Regions from separate parts of the Homo sapiens genome. Here region 1 is linked to region 2. A link is a contact called in ENCODE Hi-C or POLR2A ChIA-PET data. All regions are on one chromosome and are shown on one strand. Each heading gives the region's core, a stretch centred on a gene start or an enhancer-like site at or near the end of the contact. The rest is flanking DNA. Distances are from core to core; before and after follow the strand shown.

Evidence for each region. Hi-C counts contacts between places; a loop is a spot of excess contacts on that map. ChIA-PET counts read pairs that join two places held with the same protein, here RNA polymerase II (POLR2A). Pooled maps may share reads with other maps.
Region 1: a loop to region 2 is called in a map of Caco-2, with 10 times the contacts of the local background. The contact joins the enhancer-like site here to the promoter of LINC01819 in region 2. A Hi-C loop is called at or near these places in 4 of 168 maps with a recorded cell type or tissue (Caco-2, aorta, endothelial cell of umbilical vein and 1 more), 1 of 37 single-sample maps with no recorded cell type and 9 of 50 pooled maps. POLR2A ChIA-PET finds 5 or more read pairs at or near these places in 3 of 52 experiments (H1, WTC11 and activated naive CD4-positive, alpha-beta T cell).

What each region holds. Positions count from the first base shown.
Region 1 is chr2:43,160,292-43,163,592 of GRCh38, forward strand. No RefSeq gene overlaps it. Among named protein-coding and RNA genes, the nearest start is that of LINC02580, 59 kb to the left of the region's middle. Within about 2 kb of position 1,423, at least 8 of the 41 ENCODE cell types and tissues checked have a DNase peak (open chromatin) inside an H3K27ac peak, as active enhancers do.
Region 2 is chr2:43,037,810-43,040,978 of GRCh38, forward strand. LINC01819 (long intergenic non-protein coding RNA 1819) reads right to left here and starts at 1,734. Exons shown (of 6, transcript NR_110585.1): 1 at 1,311-1,734.

The DNA.
Region 1 (3,301 bases), core at 173-2,672, 120 kb after region 2:
TTGTATTTTTAGTACAGACGGGGTTACACCGTGTTAGCCAGGATGGTCTCGATCTCCTGACCTCGTGATCCACCCGCCTCAGCCTCCCAAAGTGCTGGGGTTACATGGTTAAGCCACCGCTCCCGGCCCCTCCCTGTCTTTTCACACCCACTTCTCTCTCTGCCCAACCCTGTCTACACCCTTCCTGCCAGTTCCCAGGAAAAGTGACTTGGACTTTGCTGATGGGAAGCAGAATCTGGGCTAAAACTAGGACAGGAGCAGGGCTGGTTCCTCCAGCAACTCCCCCAGCTCGAAGGAGGCCCAGCCTGAACCACATCGCCAGGAGCCCTGGCTCAGCACTGGGGGTTACCTATGGGCGGCCACTTCAACTTGTGTGTGTGTGTGTGTGTGTGTGTGTGTGTGTGTGTGTGGTGGGCAGGGCGGGGGAGATGTATATTGATGAGGGAGGGGAAATGGACCATTGGGCCCCAGCTTCAACGCCACATTTATTTACTGGGCACTGAGTTAAAAATAGACCTGAGTGCCCCTAGTGCAGGCTGCAGATAGGGAGAGGGATTCCAGGACCCCTGGGAACTAGCTATGTCTCAGGGCCTCCACATGACCTCCCTCTCCCTGAGGGGTGGATCTGTGATTCTGCCGAGTGTCACACACACCCCTGTGTTACTGGGTGGCACCAGGGCAATGTTTTGTGCACTTCACAGATTACAGTGTTGTGTCGCAGAAGAGCATGGACTTTAAACCTAGACGGGATCCCAGCAAGGGATGACTGCACACCTGCCCCACTTCTGGCCTCCATTTTACAGAGAGGGAGACTGCGGCTTAGGGACAAATGACCAGCTCAAGGGCATGCAGAACCAGGCTGGACTCGGGTTCCTTGGCTCCCAATTCTGGACTTTTTTTTTTGAGACGGAGTCTCGCTCTGTCGCCCAGGCTGGAGTGCAGTAGCGTGACCTCGGCTCACTGTAACCTCCGCCTCCCGGGTTCAAGCGATTCTGCTGCCTCAGCCTCCCGATTAGCTGGGACTACAGGTGCCCGCCACCACGCCTGGCTAATTTTTGTATTTTTAGTAGACACCTGGTTTCACCGTGTTGGTCAGGCTGGTCTCGAACTCCTGACCTCATGTGATCCGCCTGCCTCCGCCTCCCAAAGTGCTGGGATTACAGGCATGAGCCACCACACCTGGCCCCAAGTCAGGACTCTTTCCACTGTGTTATATGGCACCCATCACATTGGATTCTGTTTTATTCCATCTTGTTTCATGTTATGTTATATAATGCAGGCAGAGGGGTGGGAGGTAGCGGTTGGAGGTGGAAAAGTGGCCAGAAGGTGACAAAAAAGCAATAGGCTAAGGTCCAGGCAATGAGCCCACATCTTCCCCCACCTGAGATTTCTCCTCCATCAGGTGTAGGGGGCGTGGCTCACCCCGGCACCCAGTGCCCTAATTAGCTCCTGTTGACAGTTTCTGGTTTATGTGTTATCACCTTGAGCCTGCTTATCTTTATCAGAGCCAAAGGTTGATTGGGGCATTCTGGCCAAAGCTCAAAGCAACTCCACTCCAATTTCACAGGGCATTTATGACTACTGTGAATAATAACCCTCTTTCCTCAAGATAGCAGCCTGATCCATTCAGGACCTTCCCTGCAGAGTCCTTGGTGTGATCCTTACCATCCTCACCAGGAAGACAGCACAGAGTCCTTCTCCCATTGGCTGGGGAGAAAAGCGATGCACAGCCCCAGGGTGAGCTGGCCGGGGACCCAGGTCTCCTGAGCCCTGTCCTCAGCACCCAGCAGCAATGCCCCGGCTCTGGAACCTGACAAAGTGAGACCTCCCTACCAGGGCCATGGCCCCCGCTTCTCCAGCCTCGCTCGCCGGGACAAAGGTTACGGGCCTTATCAACCAAGGAGGTAGAATATTAATCTGGCCATCTATGCCCCAGCCCTGACCCGCATAGCAAAGCCGCCATCATCCAGGTGGTGGGAGTATCTGTGCATCGGGACAGAATGAGGTGGGGCTATGTAAGGGGCCCCCATGAGGGCAGGGCCCTGCACATGGCCTTTGTGGCCGCTGGAGGGGCTCACCCTAGGTCTTTTCCCACATCAGCCTTGGAGCCACGACCTCAGGTTCTCACCAGCTCCCCTCTGAGCCCCAGGAGAGATATCTTGTCTGAGAAGTGACCCAAACCCTTCCTGACCCCTGATATTCCTACTTGGACCCCCTTGGGGGCAGTGGCCAGAGGGTTTGTCACTGTCAGAGCAGACCTGGGTCCTACTCCCAGCTCTGCCATCATCTCCATCCTTGGTACCCGGGGCAAGCCACAGCACGCACAGACCTCAGCTGCATCACCGGTAAAATGGGAGTAGACTTTGATCTGTCCCAGAATACCCTCCTTCCCTGGAGATGTGGTACCTGAGTCTGGGTGGCGACCCCTCCCCATCTGCATAGATACACCTGGAACAGGATCCAGGCCCCTGGATGTCACTCTTTTGTGTTTTACACTTCACTGGCCTCACTTATGGCCACCTAAACCCCTTAGCTCCTGGGCCAAGTCTTCAGGGACTCCAAGGGAGATGGAGATGCCTTGCAAGGATGTCTTTGGAGACCTCAATTGGGACAGGTCCCTGCCTGGCAGTTGTGTGTGTGTGTGTGTGTGTGTGTGTGTGTGTGTGTGTGTACACCCACCCTCCCGAGGCATTGTCTAGAGGGGGCATTGTCCAGAGGGCTGGGCGGTTGCCTTTATGGCCAGGCATAAAAGGTAATCATTGACCACATCAATGCCGCCCTGCGCGTCAGTGCCCGCCCAGGCTCGACCCTGCCAGGCCCTGGATTACTTTACAGTCACATAAAAGGAGCCTCCAGACTGGCCCCTGGGGACTTTGGCCCTCAAGGGGCAGTGGGAGGGGAGCCGTTCCCTGGAGACAGCCTTTTCTTCTAATATTTACTTGGCCAGAGAAGAGCCCCCGCCTTTTATCAAACACCACTGGGATGTCTCAGCTCAGCCTGCCTAAGTCACAAGAGTCCCCGTCACCTGGTGCAGCTCCTCTTCCCCTCCCTTCTCTGCCTCTCCTGTCAGGACCCACCAGCAGCTTGGACGCACCCAACAAGGCTCTGCCCAGGCTGGAACTCAGACACATCTGGGAGGCACAGATGTGTCTGAGTTTTATCCAAGCTTTATCTCACCAAGGCCCCATAACCTCATGAGGTAGGCACCAAGATAATTCCCGTTTTATAGGCAGGAAAACTTGAGCTCAGAGAGGCTGAGTGACTTGCCCAAGTCACACAGCCAGTAAACAACCAACTTCAA
Region 2 (3,169 bases), core at 484-2,983:
CAACCTCCGCCTCCCGGGTTCAAGCAACTATCCTGCCTTAGCCTCCTGAGTAGCTGGGATTACAGGCATGTGCCACCACGCCTGGCTAATTTTGTATTTTTCAGTAGAGATGAGGTTTCTCCATATTGGTCAGGCTGGTCTCGAATTCCCTACCTCAGGTGATCTGCCTGCCTCGGCCTCCGAAAGTACTGGGATTACAGGCATGAGCCACTGCGCCCAGCCCAATCAATGATTTAAAAATCAGATTATTTTATATACATCTCAGCTTTGTATTATTCTGTTCGTTATGCTATCTGCTTATTTCTATGTCATTAGATGCTCTTCTACATCATTTTTAAAGGCTCAATTGTGTTTTGTTTTCTGGATGTTTCACAATGTATTTAACCCATGCCCCATTTTTGGACATTTAGGTTGCTTCCGGTTTTTCAGGCTTAGAAGTCACAGTGAAGGACAACTTTGTGGCTAAATCTTTGAATGACCACCTATGTATATTCCCTGGAATAAGTCCCAGAAATAGACTCCCTGAAAGAAAGGACACTAGGGTTCGTTTCCATCCCTGGGCAGATCCCGAGGAAGGCTGGGTTGTTCTGGAGGTCTTGGCGCTGGGCCCTGCACTCCAAGCTTCAGGGCCTCCCAGACCCTTAGTGCACGTTCCACTACACTAAATCACCCCGCCCCTCCTCTCCCCACTCTGCCCCAGGCTTTGGACTCACCCAGGAGAATGAATTACACCTCCCAGCCGGACGTGAGGCCATTTGTCTTGTGCTCTGGAATCCTGATTAGATAAAATCTGAACAGAGCACATTTACTTATTTAGTGTATTTCTGGGTGGGTGGGTCCTAGCCCTTGGGGATCACCTTCTCCAGATCAGGGTGAAGAGTTTACAGAAGGGAGGAGCAGGTCACATATCCAGAGCAACCAGCTCAGGCATTCACCCTGCGGGGTCACAGGAACCCCACCGTCCCCAGCTCAGGCCCACTCCACTCCAGCTCCAATCTCCCCAGTCCTGCCTCCCCGCCTCCAGCTCAGGAAGCTTTAGGCGTTGGTTGCTCATCATATGGCTGAGGCTGGCAGAAAGAAGGACTAGGTGCCCAGTGATGTGGCCACATCGCACCTCTGGCGGGAAGTGGACTCTCTCCGACCCCCCTTGGGGGCTCTGGTGGCCTCTGCGGGACCTCGGGTTGTCTGAGCACACGCACCCTCGCCCTCTCTGGGACCTGATGCCTCGATTTAGGCTCAGACCCTGTAAATGCCCCTTGAGAGCCCTCAAGGATCCAGGGTTCTCTTGTCCTCAAAGAAGCAGAACATACCTGCTCACCAGCCTGCAGCTTGTCCTGTGTGTCCCGTCTCCTCAAGTACGGAGAGGCCAGGGCTTCCTGAATCTCATCAGATCCGAATCTCCCCAGATCTCATCAGGGCCTCTTCCCAGGAGACACCAACTCTCAAGGTCTGGAGACACACCTGGAACCTGTATTTTCCCAAATGGTCCTCCTGGCTCTTCCCACAGAACTGTCTTCTTGTCCCTGGTCTCCACTGATGGGGAACAAGGCATGTGACCCCCTGGGTCGGGCAGGCCCAAGGCAGGCGAGGCAGTGAGAAGCAGGCGAGGGGATAGGGCTGCTTGCTCAGGTAACTTGGGTTCAGGAGGTTTGGCAGCCGAGCTGCCTCTCCTGGCAGCGGGGCTTGGCCAAGGGCAATGTGCAGCCACACAAAGCCATCCTCACAAAGCCACCCTCACAGCCTCTCTGGCCGAGAGTCCCTGGGCGCTCACTTGCCGGGATGCACAGGCACGCCTCTGGCCAGGCCGGGCTGCGGGGGTTTGTGGCCTGGAGAATCAAAGAGCCGCCCTCAGCTCGGAGAACACTTCCTCTAGAAGGCTCTGGTAACAGCACACCGGGTCTGAGGAGAAAGAGCCTCTGTGGGCCACGGTGGGTCTTTGCCCACAGAGGCTCACACACCACCCCTCCTGTTCCAACACCACCCCCTGCCCGGCCCCAGTTCTCCTACCAGCCCAGGGGACTCAGGTGGGCCAGACCTTTTCACACTGCCCCTCCCACACACACCACAGCAAGAGGGTGAGCCTCCCTCTTTCTCTGCCGGGGTCTCTGGGGCCTCCCACGACGGGGGTGGGTGGTGCCATAAGCCCTGGGTGCCTGTGGGCGGTGGTCCCACGGATGCCCTGCTCAGTTCCAGACATAGTTGTTATTTGGACTTTTCACATCAAAGTAATTAATTAAATATGCAATAGAATACATTCTCTTCCTCAGTCAGTGGCAACCCCATCCCTTCATTCACTGAGGCCGAAACCTTGGATAGCCGTCCTGGAGTTTTTCAGACCCATGTCCAAACCACTGGAGCATCTTGTCAGCAGGATTCCAACTTCTTCCAGAGCCCACCCGCCTCTCACCACCTCTCTGTCATTTCCCACCTGGATGATTACAACAGTCCCTGTCGAGGCCCTGGCCCCACCACGCCACCAGTGGGGAGAATGCTTCCTCTAGAAGGCTCTGGTGGATTTGGGTGATGAGGGGGAGAGGGGTAGTCCCGGGCCAAGCCACACCAGTGACCCCACGTGTGTTCAGAACCCTCCTGTCTACATTTGATTTCATCTTGGCTACTCTTGTCAAGACATGCAGTTTGTTAGTCTTGAGCAAGTAAGAGTCCTTATTTGTATGCCCTCACATGTTATCACAAATCCCCCAGATTCTTTTTCAGATCTCATGCCCTAATTTGGGGTTTATGAAATCTACCATGCTGATAGGGATTCCTGTCTGTCATGGGGACTTTGAGCCATGACTCAGAACAAGACACTTATCAATCTGGGGCCTCTCCGAAGATGCTGAGACCAGGGCCAGTCTCAGCTGCAACGCCCTGCTTGGAAGCCACTATGGGATGATTCTGCAACAGATATCATGATGCAACAGATGCCCATGAATGACATGGGAAAGCTGGGCCCCATCGCCCAGGGGGACACTCCTGCTGTGCTCTGTCAGCAGGAGGGAGCCTCCTAGGAACTTCATCAGGACCCATTCTTTCTCTTTTTCTTTTCTTTTTTTTTTTTTTTTTTTGTGAGACGGAGTCTCACTCTGTCACCCAGGCTGGAGTGCAGTGGCTCAATCTTGGCTTACTGCAACGTCCGCCTCCTGGGTTCAAGCGATTCTTTTGACTC